2 separate regions of the Homo sapiens genome follow, and region 1 is linked to region 2. The links are chromatin contacts, found by Hi-C or POLR2A ChIA-PET in ENCODE. All regions are on one chromosome and are shown on one strand. Each heading gives the region's core, a stretch centred on a gene start or an enhancer-like site at or near the end of the contact. The rest is flanking DNA. Distances are from core to core; before and after follow the strand shown. Region 1 has its middle 11 kb from the start of ITGB6. Region 2 overlaps RBMS1 (RNA binding motif single stranded interacting protein 1).

What was found. Hi-C counts contacts between places; a loop is a spot of excess contacts on that map. ChIA-PET counts read pairs that join two places held with the same protein, here RNA polymerase II (POLR2A). Pooled maps may share reads with other maps.
Region 1: a loop to region 2 is called in a map of endothelial cell of umbilical vein, with 2.7 times the contacts of the local background. The contact joins two enhancer-like sites. A Hi-C loop is called at or near these places in 1 of 168 maps with a recorded cell type or tissue (endothelial cell of umbilical vein), 2 of 37 single-sample maps with no recorded cell type and 9 of 50 pooled maps. POLR2A ChIA-PET finds 5 or more read pairs at or near these places in 2 of 52 experiments (MCF 10A and PC-3).

What each region holds. Positions count from the first base shown.
Region 1 is chr2:160,209,439-160,212,138 of GRCh38, reverse strand. No RefSeq gene overlaps it. Among named protein-coding and RNA genes, the nearest start is that of ITGB6, 11 kb to the right of the region's middle. RefSeq lists enhancers at 1,571-1,620, 2,271-2,340, 2,481-2,570. Within about 2 kb of position 1,339, at least 7 of the 41 ENCODE cell types and tissues checked have a DNase peak (open chromatin) inside an H3K27ac peak, as active enhancers do; they include endothelial cell of umbilical vein, where a contact is called at or near this core.
Region 2 is chr2:160,426,956-160,429,655 of GRCh38, reverse strand. All of the region lies in intron 1 of RBMS1 (RNA binding motif single stranded interacting protein 1), which reads left to right. Among named protein-coding and RNA genes, the nearest start is that of MIR4785, 20 kb to the right of the region's middle. Within about 2 kb of position 1,380, at least 15 of the 41 ENCODE cell types and tissues checked have a DNase peak (open chromatin) inside an H3K27ac peak, as active enhancers do; they include endothelial cell of umbilical vein, where a contact is called at or near this core.

The DNA.
Region 1 (2,700 bases), core at 90-2,589, 220 kb after region 2:
TTGCTCCCACCTTGCCTGATGCCTGCATCATAAGAAAGCAGCAGAAAATCCAAGTTTGGAAAAAATGCTGCACACTTTCTCACCTGAAGAGATGCTTCCTACCTTAGGAAGAGAATGCTGTTTCCTTAACGGAGCTACTCTTCTGGACCTTCTGCAAGTAAGATGGGTAGATGGACAGACAGGCAGATGACAGCTTGAGGACAGGCTATTGTACCAAAAAGAAAGAGACCAAGGGCAGATGCAAGCAGCAACTGGGATCCTCTGCCCAGAAGATACAGGAAAACAATAGATAGCCGTATTCGAAATTCATTTCGCAAAGAAAACCAGTCTACGTCATTCAGTAATAAAACTGTAGTATCTGGGCTATAGTCACTAGGTTAACTATACTAGGTTATAAGGCTGGGTCTGAGTCCAGAAATTTATAATGAGCCATCACTATTGCAAGTGTTTTATCTGAACTATTATCAAAATGGACCTCCTCTCTGGGCTTTCCTGGGAAAATGAATCGTCTCCTGGAAAACCCATCTTGAAAGATCTTTGAATTGCAGAATGCACAAAAAAGGCAGCAGTAAACACATGAATTCACACCCGCCTTTTCCTAAGAAATCTGACTACAATATTATCATAGGATAATGAAAATAGTTTTTTGTTTAATTGTTAAACAAAAGTAAACAATTTTCTTCCCTGTGGGGCTTCTTGAAGTGTTTAATAGGTTATAATGCACATTGTGAGTTTCTGATGGAAGATTTAATAGTCTATATTAAATAAACTGCAGGAGCATTTCATTATCAGGGCAAGGATTAACAGCTCACTTCAGATCACATTTTAGGAAGCTGTGCTCCTCCTCCAGCAACATTCATAAAAATAAATCCTTCTGTTGGTTAACGTTTAAATCCTGTCTTCCTAATCTTTGGTTGCCTAATAGGGCCTAAACAATTTCAAGACCAATCTATACCATGCCACAAATGTCCAATAATCAATCCACCAAGGTCTGGACTGAGACCAGGGCTGACAACTGCCTTTTCCATGCTGCTGAGCCTTACTCTATTGGTGTCCAAGATAACTTAATTTCATCAACGCATAGGGAATGTTTGCCCCTCCCCCAATATTTGCAACTAACAGCAATTGTCTTTTATCAAAAAACTTTCCTATTTGTGTTTTGATTGAAACTTTAAAACATCGAACTCCTTGATATAAAGAAAATGATTCATTTCCTTCCTTTAATAAATGTTGAAACTACTGTGAGCCTCTCGCTTCATCATGCCTCGGTTGTTACACCCTCAACCGCTAGGGGGTGCCAGGAAAGGGCCCTGGGCTCAGGAGCAGCAAAGTTCCAGCCAGAGTAGTCAGGACGCAACAGAGATTGCAGCCCAGGCAGGTGGTTTTCATACTTCCCCAAACAAGCCTCACACCTGACTGCTCACCGGAGCCGCTTTTTGTCTGGAAGTAATTATGCCCAACAATATATAGATTCGTTACGTCTGTTGTGGTGTAAAAATCTGACACACCGTCTTTAATTAGAGGCCAGCTGAATTTGCTTTAAAGGCTTTTCTTCTTTCTCCACTTCCAAGTCTTGAGACATCACCAGGTTAATGCCATTTTGATTAGCTTGTTAGAATAATTTATTGTTTAGCCTTTTTAACGATTAGGGTGTTCACCTCATACCCAATCCTTTACTCTATTTGATTCCCTGAAAACTTACTGACAGGATTCACTGAGTATGCATCTGAAACAATCAGAAAATTCCATAAAATGGCAGTTAAAAGTAATAAATCCTCCACGGACCCACCCAAGGATGTGCCTCAAACATGATCACTGGCTGAGGCAAGAGGATCACTTGAGATCTAGAGTTTTAGGCCAGCCTGGGCAACAAAGTAAGACCTCCATCTTTATAAAAAATTTTTTTAATTAGTTTGGCATGGTGGCATGTGCCCAGCTACTTAGGAGACTGAGGTGGGAGGATCGCTTGAGCCCCAAAGTTTAAGGCTGTAGTGAGGCTAGGATTATGCCACTGCACTCTAGCCCAGTGATAGAGTGAGGCCTTGTCTAAAAAAACAACAATAAAAAGATAATAATTACTGGCCACCATTTCTCCCAGCTTTTTAAAGGATTAGAACTTTCCCTATTGTTGCAGCTGAATAAATTGCATCTTTAAGGTCAAAAGAAGTTTGAAGTCCTTCCACTTTCCAAGGAGTTTTTAAAAGAAAATATACCCATCTCTTCTGCCTTCTTAAGAGGAGTATTTTTTTATTCTGTTAGGGGAGACTTTTGTTACTGAAACTAACCCCAATTAGTCTATCAGCACAGCTAGAGAGAACTAGAGGACCACAGGGATTTTCCAGGTTTTCTTTTGCAACCAAAAAGTCATGGGGAATTCCAGAACAGAAGATGCTGGCTAATCAGACCTCCACTGGACTGAAGGAATGTTAACACAGCATACAAACAGTCTCCATACAGCACTGGCCTGCATAGTTCAGACCTTTCTGGTTCTACCATGGAATGCTTTTTGCAGAGTTATGACTCCTCATGACCCTCCAAGTTGTTAGAGCAGATTAGAGCTCCCGATGACTCTGCTGATGAGCAGATGGTATTCTCTCTCTGAAACAGCTGGAGAACCCTGGTGGTGATGGTGGGGTTATTGATTCAGGGCCTCAATAACTGCTAGAGTCATCGTTGATCCCTTGATTTCTCTCCCTCCCT
Region 2 (2,700 bases), core at 131-2,630:
CCTTTAACATATGTGTGCTGTACATAATAACCATGGCATATATTCACCATAGCTATTCTAACTGAAGGAAAAGATATATTCCCCAAAAACCTAATTCTTGATTTAGTCTTATTGTTTAATTTTTTAAAAAGTGTACTACAATCATAGTTTTTATTGTTTCAGAGGTTAAATGCACTTTACGTGTTTACTGATACAAAGGGAATTTTGAACTCCCTCTAGTGGCAAAAGATTTTCTTTTATTTTTTCCAAGAGCTTACTTAATAAGATGGCTGACATGTATAACAACATAGTTTCAAAAATGACCTGTTCTTACCATCAGAAGATGCCCACTTTCTCCTGTGTGAGTTATGGTGGGTCCTTTAATCTCTTATGAGAAATGTTAACCTTTCCAAGAAACATTGATCATATTATATGAAAAAAAAGGAAGAAAGGAGACTTCCTGTTAACTTTAAAGTGCAAAAACTGCTAACTGCTCCCTTTAGTCAGGGTCTTAAATAAAAACTATTATATTTTGACAATTAAAATATCATTTTCCCTGGCTAAAAAGTAAATTAAATTTTAAATTTTTGCCTGAAGAATTATTTTTTGAACAGACAAATGTATTTAATTGAAACAATCTTTACATAGAAAGCAATAGATAACTGTTGAAAAGTGCAGCTTGGAAAGCACTAATAGCCAAACTAGGAGGATCATAGGGATCCCAAAGTGTTATGCTTGTCTTGAATTCAAATTTGGATTTTCATAGCCAATAGGGAAGGAACATGGTTATCACCATTACGCCATACAAAAGGAAGCACAATGTCAAAGGGCGGGAATAGAAAAACAGCTATTACAGACTTTGTAAATTAAGTTTTCTTATCCCCACCCCATTGCCAAAGAGAATTAATAATACTAATTAACTTAGTCTGTTACGGGTCCATCTATAGACAGATTTATTCTGGTTCTTTATATAGTAAAAGGACATTTCTGTGATGCTAAAAGACATTCTTTAAAAATGCTCTTTTCCCAGCTATTTGTGGAAGCCGATCCAACCTATCCTGTACTGTCTCGTAGGTTGACACCCAAAACCTCTGTTCTCCTACCCACAGTAGTAGGAAAATGGCCAGGGATGGTAAGAATCCATAGAGTTTTTTTCTTCTTCTTCTTCTTCTTTTAAAGCTCTAGAAAGTGGAACCTAGGATTATAAAAATAATTCCCCGACATGCTGTTTTGTTTGGGACTAAACTATGAAATAGCAAGATTTCACTACAATAATTAATCCAGCCAATAAAAAGTTAGACTTTGTTTCTTTCCAATACCTCTTTTTAGTTCGACATTTATAACTAAGTCTGTGTCTCTTGTGGTCTCGATTACATCCGGTGTTTTCAGCTGGCAGCATTTCCTCTGCTGAGGCCACCCCACGTTTTTTGCCAGGCTACATTTCTGTGAATATAAAGAGAGAAAACCAAGTTGTATTAGAGAGTGAAATTTAAGGAGAAATTGAGTATAACTTTGATTTTTGAAACAAAAACCAAGCCACTGTATTTGTTATAAACAAACTGGTGATTAAAATATGTAGGCTCCAGAAGTACATGGAAAGTCTTATAGCCATCTCGTAGCCATCCTGCATGTTTTCTCTTAAATATTTATAATAACCTAATTTAACTAACAAACAGAGACCAGAGATTCCCTTCCAGCTTTGCTTGCACAGATTTGAAATAATGAAAGTGAATTTGCATTTCTTAAAATGGTGTTTTCTTCCAGCTCTCATAGAAATGTTTTTGGAACAGTGATCTGTGCTAACAGCTGTATTCAATCTTGAGTAAAAGTCACTTCCTGAAGAGAATGAAATTCAACTTAACATTCGAACTTGCCTAGAACATAATCCTGTAGGGTGAGTGTACTATGTGATTATGAAACTGGACACAGGCACCCTGCTGAGATGATTTCTTGTAAATAATACCCAACAGAAACCATTAATCAGTGTCAGTGTTTTTAACTGAAGAATTAATATTCTAAAAGTGTTCCTTATTCATACAGATAACCGTCTTAGTTTTCAAGAATTTTAGTCTTTGATATTTTAAAAATGTAATTCCCTTGTGGAATTGGATCTATATGAAATCTCTATGTATTAATATATACCATCAGATAGACATAAATATAGATACAGATAAACATATATGTTTATATATTTAGGCTTTAACAATTTTTTTAATTGTGTCATTCTTGATTTTCAGGTAAAATTTATTTTTGACTCAGTTCTCTTTACCTATTCACTCATTTATTTATTGCAGTGAGCTCAATTTAAATAGAATTTTGTTCCTGGCCTCATAAAATTAGTTGTAGGTATATATATGGGAGGTACAGTTTTAGCTATGATGGATTTAAAAAATATCTCTTAGATAGTTATTATTGACCTCTACTTTCCTAAATATTATACTTCTTTATTTTAAAGAAGGAAAATGTTGTATTAACGTAACTTGGATATTGCTAAAACCTTAATGGAATCATCCCTTAGATGGAAAAGTGTCCACTGAATCTTCTGTTTTCTTTATGGATCATTATTTTGTCATCTAAACAATGAATGTGGAGTTTTCAGTCATAGGCTATCAAATTGATTAGAGATAAAGTCTAACACGTTAAGGCAGAATTAACAAACATACAGAAAAATTCCAACCATCTCAATTTGTAGGAATCAAAACCGTTTCCGGCCTTACTTTG